2 separate regions of the Homo sapiens genome follow, and region 2 is linked to region 1. Evidence: chromatin loops called from intact Hi-C (ENCODE). Cell type or tissue: A673. All regions are shown on one strand. Each heading gives the region's core, and the rest is flanking DNA. Links, peaks and the distances in the headings are about the cores only.

Evidence for each region. A loop is a pair of places that touch in the nucleus more often than their neighbours do. Peaks named below come from ENCODE experiments on the same cell type or tissue, not always from the same donor. Only the 100,000 strongest peaks of a DNase experiment are listed, where the experiment ranks them.
Region 2: a loop joins it to region 1, with 8 times the contacts of the local background. A loop is called at or near these places in 2 of 110 quality-filtered maps.

The regions. Positions count from the first base shown.
Region 1 is chr2:148,507,613-148,512,612 of GRCh38, reverse strand. MBD5 (methyl-CpG binding domain protein 5) reads right to left here. Exons shown (of 14, transcript NM_001378120.1): 13 at 2,478-2,553. Among named protein-coding and RNA genes, the nearest start is that of EPC2, 130 kb to the left of the region's middle. In A673, for the core only: a CTCF peak has its summit at 2,977 (motif pointing right); a DNase peak (open chromatin) is centred at 2,992.
Region 2 is chr2:146,728,903-146,740,815 of GRCh38, reverse strand. No RefSeq gene overlaps it. Among named protein-coding and RNA genes, the nearest start is that of LINC01911, 100 kb to the left of the region's middle. In A673, for the core only: a CTCF peak has its summit at 6,561 (motif pointing left); a DNase peak (open chromatin) is centred at 6,555.

The DNA.
Region 1 (5,000 bases), core at 1-5,000:
GATGAACTGGACAAAATCAAGTATGGGAAATGCAATGTGCAGTTGTTACCCCCATTGTCCATTTAAAACAAAAATAAAGCCTTCCCTGTCAGAGACCCTAGATCACCAATTTCACTACAGCCTGGAAGAATGAATAATTACACACCAAACATGCCCCTTTTTTTCCCTCACTTTGTTACCCTACTTATTTTACAATGACTAGGAAGGGTCACAAATTATAATAACATGCACACATAGCTCAGCCCAAGGATGTTTGTTCATAAGAAGAATCAAAATGGAAAAGAGAATACCACTATCATCTGTTGGCAGATCTGAAATTGTGTAGTCTGGGAGGAGCAGTTAATACAACTCACCTTTCTTTATGTGCTAATGCAGGAACTAGCAACATTTAGTGCTGTTCATCAGATTGAGCAGTGGCTGAGCAGCATTAGATAGCAGGTATAATTTGGAGGAGGGAGTGATCAAATTGTCTTGTAGCTATTGGTGGAAAGGAGCAAGGTCCAAGACCTAGGAGAGGAGGGATGAACCCAAGGCAATGGTGTAGCAAATGCTTAATCAGCATTTCGACACAAGTCCATTTTAGCATTTTGCCAGTTTCTGTGGTGTAAAACTTTTACCCTGGCCAACCTTATGTCACAGGACTTAGAATTAGGAAGAGATGAGTACAATCGCCTCTCCGGATCCACTACAAGTTGGCTCAATTACATGCTTAAAAATAATGTTTAGACAGCAGCAAAGGGCAATGCTATCCAGACTCAAATGCAGAATGCTTTTAAAAAATAATATTTAAAAATTTTAAATAATGTTTATGGGTTTTTCAATCTGCCTATTCCTCCTAATCTTCTCCATACACATTTTTTAAAACAACTATTCTGTAGTAAAGAGCCAAAACTTTTTATAACTGAGGAAAGAAACTTTTTATAACTGAGACTGCAAACTAGTAATCTGTGGACCAAATGTGGCTGAAATGGTATTTTGTTTAGCCATATGGCACTTTAATATTTTTTAAAACAGTTGTCAACCCATAAAAATGAGAAAATTTACTTCTAGACTTCTAGTTTTATATGAAAAATGGAAAGATCTTGCAACATGAACACAATTTCCCAGATGTCTAAGATCTGCTGGAGCATGGAAGGAATGCCTTCTGGAGAGAGCACATGACTCCCAGGTTGCCCTGATCCTTATTACTCTCAACTACCTGATTTCCACCAGGACCAAATGTCCCGAGGCAGAGCCTAGAGAGATGATGGCCAAACTCATTTTCTCTTTTTCCTGGGCAGGCACATTCTATGTTCTATTTCCTATTCTACTTGAGTTAAGAAGGCCATATGATTAGGTCAGGTCAGTGGAAAGTCAACAGAATGAGCTTCCAGGTCTGGCTCATAAAACCTATGCTGGCAGTATTCTTAGCACGCTCTTTTCTTTTACCTTCAAGGCAAAATGCAAAGGATATAATGGAGCACTCTGAGGTCCTAAGAGAGGTGGTCACTAGATACAGAAAGAATCTGTGCCCTGGTGTGGAGCAACCCTTCCTCAACCAGCACCAGACTCAAGTGGGTAATGGCTTATACTGTGCTGAGCCTCTAGATTGGTAGCCTACCCTAACCCATGGATCTTCACTGGCATTTCTCATCCATTCCAACTGCTGTCATACCTGGCCCACTTTACTTACTGATATAATTTGCCTGGCCCTAGAAAACATTTGAGTTTATAATCCCCAATCTAGATCTTTCCTATAATTTTATCAGGAAATTTAATGTCTCAGGGCTTCAATTCACCCATCTGCGAAATGATGGTTTGGTTGGATTACAAAATCTCTAAAACCTATACTAATCCCATCATTCAATTGTCATTGGATGGTTTGTTGGGATTCAGATAACCTTGTAACATAAGGTCAAATAAAAGAAATTATTTTTCATGCTAAATAGCCTTAGACAATTCACATTTTTAACAGATTACCAAAATTATATTTTAAGTATTTACATCAGTCAATATGTGAACTGGAGCATAACGATTAAACTTCTCACACTCAATGCTATTATATGCACAGTTCAATAAAAATGGGATATGAGAGGTCTATATACTCTTGATCTTGACCCCACTGTCTTTTTGGTTCAATGGACAGAACAAAGTTTGCATTACTACATATATAAGCAACAGTAATGGCCATGGCCATTCACAGAGTCAAGTGCAGAAAGCTGTGGTTTGAACTTCAATATTTTGCTGCTCATATTTTAAACGAACGTTATGTGGCAAAACAAAATTACTTATCTCAGGAAGAAAGACATAGTTAATGTGGTAGGTTTCTTTTTCTTAAATGACTTTGAATCTTTTCTAATATTTGTCTTTTTTTTCTAGGCTAGTAATTTAGTATTGCTATGTGAGTTGTTTGACAATACTCAAGAGACTTTACCAAAAAGTGTAACACAATTTATTTTCAAAGAAACGTAGTATAATGGAAAAATAAATTAACTTACAGTCCCAGACATTTTGTCCAGTTCACTCATGGCCTCATGAATAGCAGCTTCTAAATGGTTATTTAGCTTTCCACTTCTGGAATTAATGAAAACAACACACCAGATTAAAAAATTAAAGAAACAAAACTCAATTTAATTTCCTAATCAGAAAACAAAAGTACCAATTCCACGAGAGAAAGCCAATTTATACTCGCGTTTGGAAAATTCAGATGACAAAACATCACTCTGGGATTCTTATCACTGAATACTAATGATTAAAGTCACAGAACTACTAAAAAAAGTTGAACAGATTGTGGGGCGGGGAGATGGACTTTTTCCTCTTCCACATGCTTCTTCCACAATCTGGTGATTTGGGAAGAAAGTTGGGCCACGGGTTCCCTCTCCCAGAGACGCCCCTCATGCTCCCTGGCTCCAGCCGGCCCTGTGTTGCTTCTTGTTTCTTTCTCAGTCAGCCTGACTGTGTGATCAGAGGAAGGGCGGAGGGGCTGAACTGCAGGCTCTGGCCACTAGGGAGCTCCCTCTGTCCTCTCTGGAGCGTCCTGGCTCTGGAGTTGAGCAAGTGAAGGCTGAAATGCCGGTGCGTGTTCCGGGGTGGGAAACAGCTTAACTCTGACGCACCTGAGGCTCCGGAGCCTGCCCCCCAGGGCCAAAAGCCAAAATGAGGTAACTATTTGAACAGATAAAGAATGACGGCCTCAGGGTGCCTATCACTTCTCTGACCTTTTCTCTCCACTTAGCATTCCATTACACATGTTTGGCCCGAATAACACACACGGTGCATCTGCCATTTTTGAAGCTTAGATCTATGAAGCTGTTGAACTAAAATCAGGTAAATCCATGCTACCCACCTCTGTGGTTATGTACACTTTGCCCATCCTGACTGTTAACTTGTTTTTCCTCCTTTATGCAATAAATAATTACTCATTTTTTCCAAGTGCTAAGGTGATTCTTTTCATTTACCCTGTCATGACAATTACTAGAAAAGCTGCTGGAGGTAACGTTTTCATAACAGGTGGTTAGCATGGGTTTCCATGAGTTAAGTCCTATCTTAGCATCTACCATGGAGACTGGAAATTTGCAGTCGTGGGAGAGTTTGGCTTACTGTTGTATTTAGTTTGGTTAGCATAGTGTTTTGAAACATTTTTGAACTTTAGTTCAGTTTACCATAGCTTTCCCTAGGTTTTTTCCTCACACACCAGGACTGGACAATGCATACATTGAGTTTCTGTCTACACTTTGAGAACTCCGAGTTTTCCACCCCTGAGTTCTATAGTGCTAGACATACCATAGATGCTCTATGTATTTGCTAAATAAAAATATTTGTCAAAGGTGGCCCAGATGGTCCTATGTTTCAAAAAATATATACGTACTTAGGTCAGTTTAACTGAAGGGAAAAATTAGTGTATTGGTTTTAACCAAATTATAAGGGGAATATGGCATCAACCCCTACCTTTTGCTGCCCTGTAAGCTAGTCTTTAGCTTTTATATTTTTGTCATTTATTTTTAGAAATTTTAAAATGCAGAGGAGTACATAGGATAAAATAAACCTAATATATTCCCCCGCTGGAAGGAAATGTTAATAAATTCCTTTAAGTCTTTTATATTAAAAAAATAAAGCTGGAGTTCCCTGTTACCTATCCTGGTCCCATTTTCCCTCACCTTCCCCCCTCAACTTTTAGTCTGCTTTTATACTTTAATCTAGTATTGTTTTATGTGTGTTTTTTTTTAAACACACACACAAAAGGTGTCATGATATACATACTTCTCTTTTTTCTCCTTATAACTGTTTTAAATACCATCTAGTTTGTATAATCTATTCATTCCTTCTAACTGGTATATAAGAAGTTTTTTTATTATGTATGTACTGTCTTCCTTTTACCTACCCATTCCAGTTTCAAGGGGCCCTGGTCATCTCATGGAGTCAGTCTCAGTTGTTTTCCTAATGAGGTGTCTGCCAAGCAAGCTCCTGGGAGCACTCTGCAAGGCCACCTAGGGTTTGCTGAGGCTGGGCTGGGGCCCCTTTTGCAGGCTGCTTGGCAAGGGTTCTGACAGTATTATCATTGCCACGTTGCCTGACAATATCGCACTGTGTGTAATGTGTTAAATAAATTTATCCTCACTATTTCTTTTGTATGAACATAAGTTTGACGTATTAACAAGTTTTATAAGACATTTATTTATTATAAATTTTGATTAAAATATCTTAGGAGTTTAAAATTGACTATATAAAGTTCCAAATATTTAAAATGAAGTTACAATGTTTTAATGAAAAACCTCCAGAGAACCTTGGTTCTCTCACATTTAATCTTAGTAAAAGAAATACCTGTTATTTATTAAAAAATGTCTATGTGCCAAGAATTTTTTTTTTTTTTTTTTGAGACGGAGTCTTGCTCTGTCGCCCAGGCTGGAGTGCAGTGGCGCAGTCTCGGCTCACTGCAAGCTCCGCCTCCCGGGTTCACGCCATTCTCCTGTCTCAGCCCCCTCGAGTAGCTGGGACTACAGGCACCCGCCACCGCGCCCGGC
Region 2 (11,913 bases), core at 3,656-8,655, 1.8 Mb after region 1:
AAACTGAAGCTGTAGACATTTAAATTATGCCATTCCTGATTTCTTCACAATGCCAACATACAGCCAGCTTTTGCCATAAAACAAATATACAATTCAGTTTTGAGAGGAATTTCAGGATGGCGGTACCAAATCTAGGATAGGGGATTATACCCATTATTGCAAGTAAATCCCATTAATTTGATTAAATTAGGAACAAACAAAATACAAAACCCAAAACCCCTTGGCTTATGTGCAGTCTGTGTGCTACATCATTTTGTTCTTATTGATATGCTTCTTGATGCTTTCATGTGGGATTTTCTCATAAAATCTCAAACTCCTAGAGGTTGGAGACCATGTTTTATATTTCTCAACACTCCTCCTTAGTGCCAGGTACAGTGCCGTGAATGTAGTTGCTTTAATGAATAATTGTTTTCTAGGTAATTATGGCATTATGCTTAAGATAACTCATGCATGAGGTGAGTTATTAAGCCAGTGAAGTCATATATGCCTTTAGTTTACTTTTAACTCTTTCTCTGTCCATTTAAATTTGTTTGCTGATAATGTTCTTTAAGAATACCTACAAGTGCTCAGGTATTTCTGCCTTGTGCATTGTAAAAAAATAACTACTCTATCATTTTTCTGGGAAGAAACTCAAATTGAATTATGAGGTGACTCTGGAACTTGGAGATAAAGAAATTGCAAGCTTCAAATTGTCACGACTACGGACTCTCTGAGCTTTAGTAGGTGTTGGAGAAATTTATCAGCATTGAGAACTTTTACACATTTTTACATCTTATTGAGTATTTTGAACAGTTAGTACATGATACTAACCAGAAACTGTTGTTAAGTGATAAAGTAGAAGCCTTCTGAAATAAAGCCGTGATGCTGTAGAGAATCTTAGATTAGCTAATCTTAGTAGTAGTAGTGTCAAGAAAACCTGGAAAGGAGCACATGGTCACAATGAGCACATATACCCACACTGTACCTGTTAGGGAAGTATAAAGATAGCTTAAGCAATGTATCACAAACAGGCAACTTCTAGACATGTCTTACTTGACATGTGCAATACTTACTAATATTTGCAATTGTTATTGACACTTAAGCGATGGGAAATTTTACTTAAAAATTAGAAGGTCTAGCAATTTTGGTTTTGCATCTTAGGATGACTACAACTGGCAGGATTGGCTGGCCCTTTTTGTTGAGGTAGATACCTTTACAGAATGGTTATATAGAATTCTAGTCCCCACAGTACCCACTGATCTTCTTTACTCATTTATATAATCTGTCTATGACCTTTAGCTGCTGGCTTTGTAGATCATGTCTCAAGCTCACAAAGATCCCTGTCCTTAGAAATTTCCAGAACTAACCTATGGGACAGATCGAACTACATTCAGAGCTAGAATAAGATAGCTAAAATCCCTGCTGTTCAGTGTGGTAGCCACTAGATGGGCTACTTAAATTCATTAAAATTAAATAAAAATTTAATTCTGGAGTTACATTAGCTGCATATCTAGTTGCATGTCACATGCACATGGAGAACATTTTCATAATTGCAAAAAGTTGTAGTGAACAAACTTGTATAGTTAGTAAAATCTTTACAAGTGACAATTACAAAAGAAAAGTCCTAAAATGATAGACTTCAAATGGGAAATTCTAAAGCACAAACAAACAACTGGCACTCACTGGCTGAAGCACAGAAAGGATGAAGTATTTAAACAGATCATTTAAATCTTCTTAAATCAATTTAGGAGCACGGCCCAAACGAATTGCATTCCAAAGAAATGGAAGTATTTATACATGGAAGAGGAAAAACTACCACTGACAACAGTTGAGATGAGTTTCCAGAAGCAAAAACTAAAACAAAAAAGAAAAATTCAGCTGGGTGCAGTGGCTCATGCCTGTAATCCCAGCACTTTGGGAGGCCAAGGCAGGGCTTGAGGACAGCCTGGCCAACATGGTGAAACCCTGTCTCTACTAAAAATACAAAAAGTAGTTGGGAGTGGTGGTGCACCCCTGTAATCCCAGCTACTCGGGAGGCTGAGGCAGGAGAATCGCTTGAACCTGCGAGGCAGAGGTTGCAGTGAGCTGAGATTGTGCTGCTGCACTCCAGCCTGGGAGACAGAGGAGACTCCATGTCAAAAAAAAATTATTATTTTAGATTCAGAGGGTGCAGGTGCACGTTTGTTGCCTGGGTAAAATAAAAGGTGAAATTATAAGAATAAAGTAAAATAAATAATGTGCAAAAACAAAAGAAAAATTATAATAACTAGAGATGAGGACACTTACTAATCTCTGGGTAGGCATTATTATATGATGGCTCCAAAAACCAATAGCTTAGGAACACTTCAGAAAACAATTGCATAATGGGCCAGTTTATGAGAAAGCAAATAATGGCAAAATATCTATTAATTAGACCACTGTATCAAAAAATGTGATGAAGACCTTCAGGGTATGTTATTATCTGTTATCTTCCCTGTTGGAGATTTGCCTCAGTGATCTTCAAAGGCTCTTTTCTTTCTCCCTCTCTCTCTTTTTTTCTTTGAGATGGAGTCTTGCTCTGTCGCCAGGCTGGAGTGCAGTGGCGCGATCTTGGCTCACTGCAACCTTCGCCTCCTAGGCTCAAGTGATTCTCCTGCCTCAGCCTCCCGAGTAGCTGGGACTACAGGCGCGTGCCACCATACCCAGCTAATGTTTGTATTTTTAGTAGAGTCAAGGTTTCGCCATGTTGGCCAGGATGGTCTTCATCTCTTGACCTCATGATCCGCCTGCCTTGGCCTCCCCAAGTGCTGGGATTACAAGCTTGAGCCACCACGCCTGGTCATTCAAGGCCTCTTAAAGCTAAAAAATTGACATTTAGACTTTTACTGCTGAAGAGGAATAGCCTTGAATGCAACATTTAGAACAATTAGGTGGATGTATAGCTAAGTAAATAACTTTACTTAAAATATATTCACTAAATAGATGGGAAGTTACAGCATTCTATAAAATCAGATTATATGTTGAGCTATGTCATGTTCTATATTTTTCTCAATGACTTGAATGAATGAATTCATAGAAGGCAAGCTTATCAAATTATCAGGTGACACAAAGCTGGGAGAAAAAGTTAATATATGCACTGTCGAAGTTAAAATTTGAACAGATTTGATGTAAAAAAAACTAACAAGATATGAGTTAAGAGGATTTTTTTAATTTTAAAGATGATGCTTAATGGAGAATTTTCTTTAAAAAAAAAAAAGAACAAGAACTTGTATTCCTTGAAAAGTTGTGAATTGCAGACTCAAGATTCAAACTAACTTGACAGCCTAGAATTCTGGGTAGAATTGAACAAGATGATTAACAGTAATCCGTGCTATTCAGCCTGAAATAAAACCAGCTTTGATAGTACATCTCCTCCTTGAAATGTGTTCTTCACTTGCCTTCAGGAAATAGCACTCTCCTGATTTTCCTCCTGCTCTACAGACCATTTCTCAACCTCTGTTACTAGTTAGTTCACCCTCATCTCCTGTACCTCTGAAAATTGGAGAGCCTCAGTTTCTGTACCTCCGTTTTCATCTCCACTCCTTCCTTTTGTGAGTGAGTTCTGATTCATAGCATTGGTTCCTTTATGTATGGGAACTTCTCCATTTTTAAGTCTCAAGCCTACACCTGTCTCTGAACTCTGGGTTAATATATTCAGCAGCCTACTGGGATATGAATTCTCCACTTGAATTTCCACTAGATTTCTCATACTTAACCTGACTGAATTCCTAAATTTCTCTTCAAAACTTAACTAACTTTAGTTTTCTCACCTTAGTTAATGGTACTTCCATTCTTCCTGCAGTTCAGGACAAAAAAAATTGGAGTCATCCTTGATTCCTCACGTTTTCTAACACCTCAAATCTAATTAGTCAGAAAATTACCTGAAGATTTCTGATTCCTAGGTTTTCAACATCCCCAATACTGGCACTCTGATCAGCTCTACCCTCATCTCTCACCTGGATATTGCAGTAGCCTCGCAACTGTTTTCCTGTGTCCACCCTTGCAGCATTCAATGTACTTTGAATGCTATAGTTCAATAATCTATCTTACATTTAAATAGATATTACTTCTCAGCCCACAATCTTCTAATGGTGTACCTTCTCACTCAGGATGTACTCCTATCGTCTCTTTACAATATTCTTCAAGTCGCTACTACTGCATTCCATTTCTGACCTAATGTAATTTCTGCTGCCACAGTGACCCCTTCTATTCCAGGCCTGTTCCAGACCTGATCTTGCCTCAGCCATCTGCATGTTGCCTATAATGCTTTTCTCTGAGATCTCTTTGTGGCTCACTCCTTTATATCCTTCAATTTTTTATTCGGATATGACTCTCTAAGTGAAACGGTCTCAATTCCTTTATTTAAAATTTCTATTCCACCTAATGAAAACTTGCTTCCATACTTAACTTTTCTCCATGACATATATTACCCTCTGAACTAAAATATAATTTATATATTTTATTATCTTTATTTCCCCTGACATAAATTCCATAATGACAAGGACTTCTTCCTGTTTTGTTCACTGTTCTGTCCCTCACTCTGAGAATAGTGTTGGCATATAGTAGGTGTGCAGTAATTATTTCTGAATAAAAGCATCGTTATGGGAACAAATTAAAGGATGAGTAAATAAAGGTACTGTGAAACGGATGTAGAGTATAACATAACCAGGTAAAATGTTCATAATTGTGAGGCCTCTAAAAAAGAAAAACATCCAAGTTTATAGGAATGGGGTCCAGAAAAAGAAATATAAAAACCCTCTGTTTCCTGCACCAGCACAAACTTTTCATTTTGCATTCACGCCTTTGAAGAGGACACTTGAAAAACATCTGTGTATCAAGAAGATTCTGAAGAGAATGTTTAAAAGTTTTCAAAAATAATTTAGAGATCATAGATATAATAGAGTAGGAAATTGGAAAAGTTGAATTAAATTAATATACTTCACATGTTTGAGGTGTTAAAAATGAATTAATCTTATAATGAGTAGATTCAGAAAGAATAGTAACAATAGGTGAAAAATGCTGATGCAGGTTCAACATTTGAAAAGTTGTCTTCAATATTCTATACAATTAATATTTTTAACTGTATGGTCTATAATAGTAGGAAGCTTCCTTTTCCAGGGAGAGCTGAAGTAGAAGGCAGATGGTTAACTGTGTAGAAAATTATCAAATGAGATGTGCATTGGATGGGAGGTGAGGCTTGTACATCCCACTTGAAGTCTTACGTTGCATATTTGTTTTCTATTAATAGGCATATATCTATGTACAAATAAGGCTAAATGAACAGCCATATGTCTAAGTATATATATCTATATATGAGATTAGATTTATGTGTATCTACATATATATGCATGTATATGCCAGTTTTATTGATATGGACATTAAATGGACCCTGGAGACCACCTCATTGCATACAAAACTCATCTTGTAATATCAACCTTTGCCTAAGCTCAGAGTTCAGCTACTACAACCTGTTCTCTTGCCTTATTTTCTCTTTTGTAGGGAAATAAAATTTCATCCACAAAAGTCTTTGGATAATAAGCATAACTTTGGGCTTTTAAGATCAAATCTAGGTATGCTGTTAAATATTTTTACCAGACATTACTTACTGCTAAACCTAAGTTTTAAATTTTCTCGAGTATAAATCATTTTCTACAGAATATACAATTATAATTACAGTTCTATTTTACAGGACATATTTCTATTGTATAAGTTCTTAAACTTTTCCAAATTCGTGCAATTTTCTGGAAATGACAAAGCATCAAGTGTGAAGTTTACTTGTTGAAACATGGGGTTATCTTTTGTTTACTGAACTAGGTCAAAGGGAAAGTGATAACAAAAAGTCAATGAGCTGGCAAGGTGAGTAAAATTCTCTATTGTCTCAGAGAGCAGATGTTACATTTATTTTCTCCGCAAAACATGTAAGAATGTTAGGTGAGAATTTTCAGTTGTACTTTAGAAAAGATTCCCTTATGATTGAACTGCTTGCAAAAGTTGATGACATGGTTGTCAAAGAATCACCTAGTTTATTGGGTTTAAACATTCAAGTGGGTCAATGTTTACAAGAATAACAATTTTAAAATGACTTCATACCAGTGCTTCTTAAATGTTAAAACGCATGAGAATTACCTGAGGAGCAACATAAAAATGAAGATTACTGGGGCTGACCTGTAGATATTCTGATTTTGTAGGTCAGAGTAAGGCACAGAGGTATGCTTATTTAATGAGCGTGAACCTCTAATGTCTCTCTACTACTACAGTATAGGTCGTCCATGGATCACGCTTTGCCTAACACTTATAAACCTTCATGTAGATCCATATTTTTAAATCAAAGGTATCTTTTGTATGCCTGATTCATACTATATAGTTATAGAAAGAGTATTAGTCCTTTGGTGTTAAGGCTGAGACTTTTATTTTATTTATTTTTTTCCTACAGAATGTGTTTATTCTAACAAATCATTTCTTGTCTTCCAAAATGTATACGGAAAAAAATAGCAAAACAATCTTTCCTAGCGGTGGTCGGCTCACTTTACAGATAACATTTTTGGGGAGATAGCACCCTCATGTGGTAATATGATGCTACAAATATTCTGCTGTTATATTGTATGTGTTGAGCAACCACAAGCTAATAGTTGCTGGTAACTTGTACCACCAACCCGTTGCATCATATTTCTAAAGAGCTTTTAGAGCAACTTTATTAAACCTAAAGAAGACATTCATGTGCAAAAATTAATACATTCCCACTGTATATTTTCATATTCCAATAACTGTGGCTTCCTTTATTGAGTCAAGAAACCTATATCAATGTTTCTGTTAAGTTATAATAAATGACTACACCAAATTAAGCTTCTGGGGACACAGAGCTCATCAGCACACAAACACAGCATTCTATTATTAGTCTAGTGGTTTTCCTGGACCGTGGGAATAATTTCATTATGCTCCAAAGTCATAAATATCAAGAATATTCTGAGATTTAGGGAAATTTTGAATAAACACTAAGTGATTCAGAACAACAATAAAAATAATTTTTCCCATAAATGAAACTGCCCTGAACTTGAGCATGAAGTCCTATGAATGAAAAACATTTCTGTAGAAGGCAGATATCCTGCTCACTTTACTGCTGTTTGGGGAATACCAGACCTTCTAAAAAACAGAAGCAATAACTCCAGCTGAAAGAATAACAGTAACCCTACTAGACAAAAGAATGTTGGAGTTAAATATGCACTCTTGATTAAAATGTACAATAATGTAAGGGAATAATTGTGAATGCTTACAGTGAAATTGATAAATCATTTAAAATAAAATGCTATTTCAGTGTCATAATTGGCCATGACTGTTATATAAGGAGGGGAGTTCACTTAACATATACCTCCCTTCTCCCAGTGTATACAGAAGTTAATCTGATTACACAGTGACTTCTCAAAAATTGTATCCTTCTTGGAAAAGTGTTACTTTGCTGTGGTTTTAAAAGCATTTGCGTTTGTTTTTTTCTATTGGATATTTTCTTTCTTTGACAAATGTCACTTACCCCATAGTTAAAGGTTTTTTTTAATAGTTATAATATAGATTTGCTTTTTATTAATACCATTTCAATATAAGCAAGAGGCATGTGCTCATTATAAATAATATAGTAACAATTAAAGAGAGAAAAGTATGTCACCTGTTAGAACCTCTCCTTCCCACACGTCCTTGGGATAATGGACAAGTGTGTGTGTTTGGTGTGTTTGAATTCAGTATTTTCATTCATGCGAAGAATATCTTTACAAATAATTACAATGTATATAGAGAAAATATATATGAATATATATACACGTTTATACTTGTAATCATATTGTATATATATATTTATATCTTTTGACATTGTACCAGGAAAATTTTTCTGTTAATCAAATGTTCAAAACTCTAGTATATGAATATATATAACAGTTGCTGGTATCTTGTACCACCGACCCGTTGGATCAAATTTCTAAAAAGCTTATATATACTCTAAAGAGTATATATATACTCATGTATATATGTACTCATGTAAATGTATAATACAAATGAAACTCATAATAATATATACACCCTATTAATAGTATATATATATATGCTCATGTAAGGATCAACATTTCTTTGGCCATGTTTTTAAAAATTTGGAGGTGCTTTCAGTGTTTTAATAGTAATAAATAGCTTAATAGTATTTATCACATGAATTATAATATTGATTATCATTATATCATGATTATCATCATAATCAGTGCTATAAATAACAAATCAAGAAAATAAGAAAGCCTAAGAAAACTATAATAATGAAGATAGTCATACAGAAGATTCATGAAGAATTTGAATAAGATAAAAGTTTATTGAGGATTTGAATCCAACAATACAAATGATTGATATCACCATGTATGAGAAAAAAACATTGATAATGACTAAGAACAAGAAAATCTACAGTTGATGGTATAAACTGAGAATTCTTTAGCTACACAGCATGTAGTTGACCTAAGGCAAGGCAATGACATTTTCAAATATATGAGGCTCAGGAGTTATACAGTCCGGACATTCTTCTAAAATTTTTACTTGACATAACTCAGCCAAAAGCAAAAATAAATAAATAAATAAAATTATTGAATTAATCAGTTTAATATGTGAGTTTATTTTATTTATTTATTATCTTTCCATTCAGCTTGCATTTTCCTGATGGCCTAAAATTAGCATTCACAGAATTCTAAAATTAACTTATAATTTAATTTAAATAATTTTCTAAAAGTTTATTTTGTAAATATCAGAACACATAATAGAAAATGAAAGTTATATGACATAATGTACTAGAAGGAACACTAAATTTTAGCAACCAGAAGGCTCTAGCCTTAGTTTATAAGAAACTTAATTTATTCAAGTCTATAAATATTCCTAAATGCTGGTCTTTTAGACATGAACTGGTTTTTAAGATAACCTCTATTTTGCTGATTTTGCTGCTCTTTAAAATAGTTTCTTGATTACTTATTCATAACATGAGTTAATGTTATTAATCATATGTATCACTGAAGGATAATACTTCAAAGATGAATAAAGTAACACTTTTTAATATAGGCATTAGCATCTGCCTAGCTTATTACCTTTCTAATGAGAATGAGAACCAGTATATTACAAACAACAATATTATCAGTGTAGCCCAAGACTATCTGTGGACCTGTAGGAAGCCGGGATCCAGCCCCCTTATTCACCTTTCCATTGCCAATATCCCACCCAAATGCTTACTCCACTTGCTGTTTCGTAAACTATTGTGGAATTAATTAATCAATTGATTAGCTAGTTAGTTAAAAAGGAAACTTAAAAAACTTTTCTAATAGTGGAAAGGTCTTAGGATTTGCTAAAGGAAAGAAGATTTGTTGAGAAAAGCCAATTCTACTCATTAAAATTAATTATGTTAATATTATGAAACATTAACTTAGATATAAGCATATTTGAAAAATTAAAAATAATCAGATATAGCTACAATGTGGGTCTGTAGTTAGCAACTCAACTTTTTTCACAAAAAAAACAACAGTCTGGCTAGCTGTTCATCAATTTCCCTTTCTTCTCACATAAACAGGCTATAATATTCTATACCACACAGCACAATAGTTCATATTAGTATGGCTCTATATTTGCATTTGAATTTATTTATAAATTTCAAAGTTTTGAGTCATTGTGCATGCAGCTACTGAAAGAACAGCATTTAAACTATGATCTTAATCAATGGTATTTCTATGGCTCATGCTTTTACTTTCCATTTGGGATTTATATACACTGTAAGCAAGTAGAGGACAGTCACAGCATTTGCGAAACTTCTTCTTTAGCATCCTATAACATGCATATTATGTTTTTGTTCAATTTCTTTTTCCCTAGCTTTGAGCACTGAATCTAAGAGTCAGACTGTTTACTGTATTCATGAAAATTTGGAGAAAAGTAATGGGTTTTGTAAGTTATAGCAATTCTATTATATTTGGTTTTTAAAATCTGAATCTAAGTCTTCCTTTATATTACTGATAACTAAAGAAAGGGGACCCTTAATTGAATTTGTGCACAATATCTGTTTTCTACTTTCTCTGATTCACTAGCTTTTTGACTTGGACAACACTTTCCGCTCCCCGCCCACCCCCCCACAGTTTCATGACCTGTGAAAGAAGAGAATTAAATATATACCCTCAAATGTCTGTTTTGTCTCTAAAATACAAATCTGAAAAAAAGTTAAATTAAAACATAAGAAAATGCCATTTTCTAGGTCAAATTGTTGAGTATTGACATTTTATTTGATTTGATCTGGTAATTGAATATTTTGTAGGCCTAAAAATATTTGTCTTTGTTTCATGAGGTGGCATTGCTAGTAGACACCTTTGAGATTATGCCCTCTTTTTCTTTCTTTGTTAGCCTGGAATTCTGAGCTCTATTACAGCGGGGACTCTGTTTATTTATGTTTTATGCCCCAGTGCCTGGAACAGTGCCTGACAAATACTAGACTCAGAGTAAATGTTTGCTGAAGGAATAGTGTTGTGACTTAAAATGATCAAATTTTACAGAATTGTAATTATTAATAATGATGATAATCAGACATGTTAAAATACTAGAGTAGATAATACCAAAGGTGAAATTTTTGACAGCTCTGTTAATGGGAAGGTGACAAGTTAATGTTAGCTAAAATAATCAAAGGTGTGGCACGTCAGACAAAGATGTAAAAGCTGTGTCAGCTTAGTTCAGGGCTTACACGTGGTTTTATGAATATTTATTTTACAATTATATGGATTTTTATGATTACAAATATTTTTTCATATTAGAAAATATAAACATATAGACATGGTTAAAGGAAAAAATTACAGTATTATTACCCAGAGAAAATTATAAAATCAGACCCATATATATAGCTGCTCGTGCCATGGTAATTTTCCCATGTGATTAAATATTCTTTGAAACATTTTTTCATATTTTACTTGGACATTTTCACACATAAATAAAAGTAGAGAAATAATTCAATAAACCCACATATACTCATCTTCCAGATTCAGCATGTATAAAGGTTTGCTTTGCTGCATCTATCTTTTTTACCTTTTTGTTTTCATATTTTAAAAGTAAACCTAAAATTCAGTCATTGAATCTCTATATACTTTAGTATGTGTTTCTAAAAGTAATATGGCCATTTTACATAGCCACGATGCCAACAAAATTTTTAAATAAATATTTAAGGTCACCTAATACTCACTACATGATTAAATTGCTCCAGTGATCTCAAAAACATCTTTGTACAGCTAGTTTCTTTGAGTCACAAATCAAAGAAGATCTATACATTACATTTGGTGGTTAATTCTCCTTAATCTCTTAATCTTCAACAATCACCCTTTCCTTTTTTATTTTTTCCTGCTATTGACTGTTACAGAGGAGTTGATTCTTCTGTGAAATATTTGACATTCTGGATTGTCTATTTCCTTGGTGTCATTTAACTTTTTTGTTGTTGTTATACTGGTATACTCTGGAAATGAAAGTTAGCTCCAGATACTGGATTAGCTTCAGTTCAACTACTTAAGGCCGATTTTCCTATTGTAAAATTCTCCATCAACTTTTTATCTAATGTTTCAACTGCTGATAATCATTGCCTGAATTATGTTATTAGGCTTGCAAACTAATGATTTTGTAATACTATAATTTCTCCCACATGTATTAGTTAGAATTCTTTGGTTAAAATCTTTCCCCTTTCAGCTGGGCGCTGTGGCTCATGCCAGTAATCCCAGTACTTTGGGAGGCAAAGGCAGGCGGATCACTTGAGGTTAGGAATTAGAGATTAGCCTGGCCAACATGGCAAAACTCCATCTCCACTAAAAATACAAAAAATTAGCTGGGCTTGATGGCACACGCCTGTAATCCCAACTACTTGGGAGGCTGAGGTATGAGACTCACTTGAAC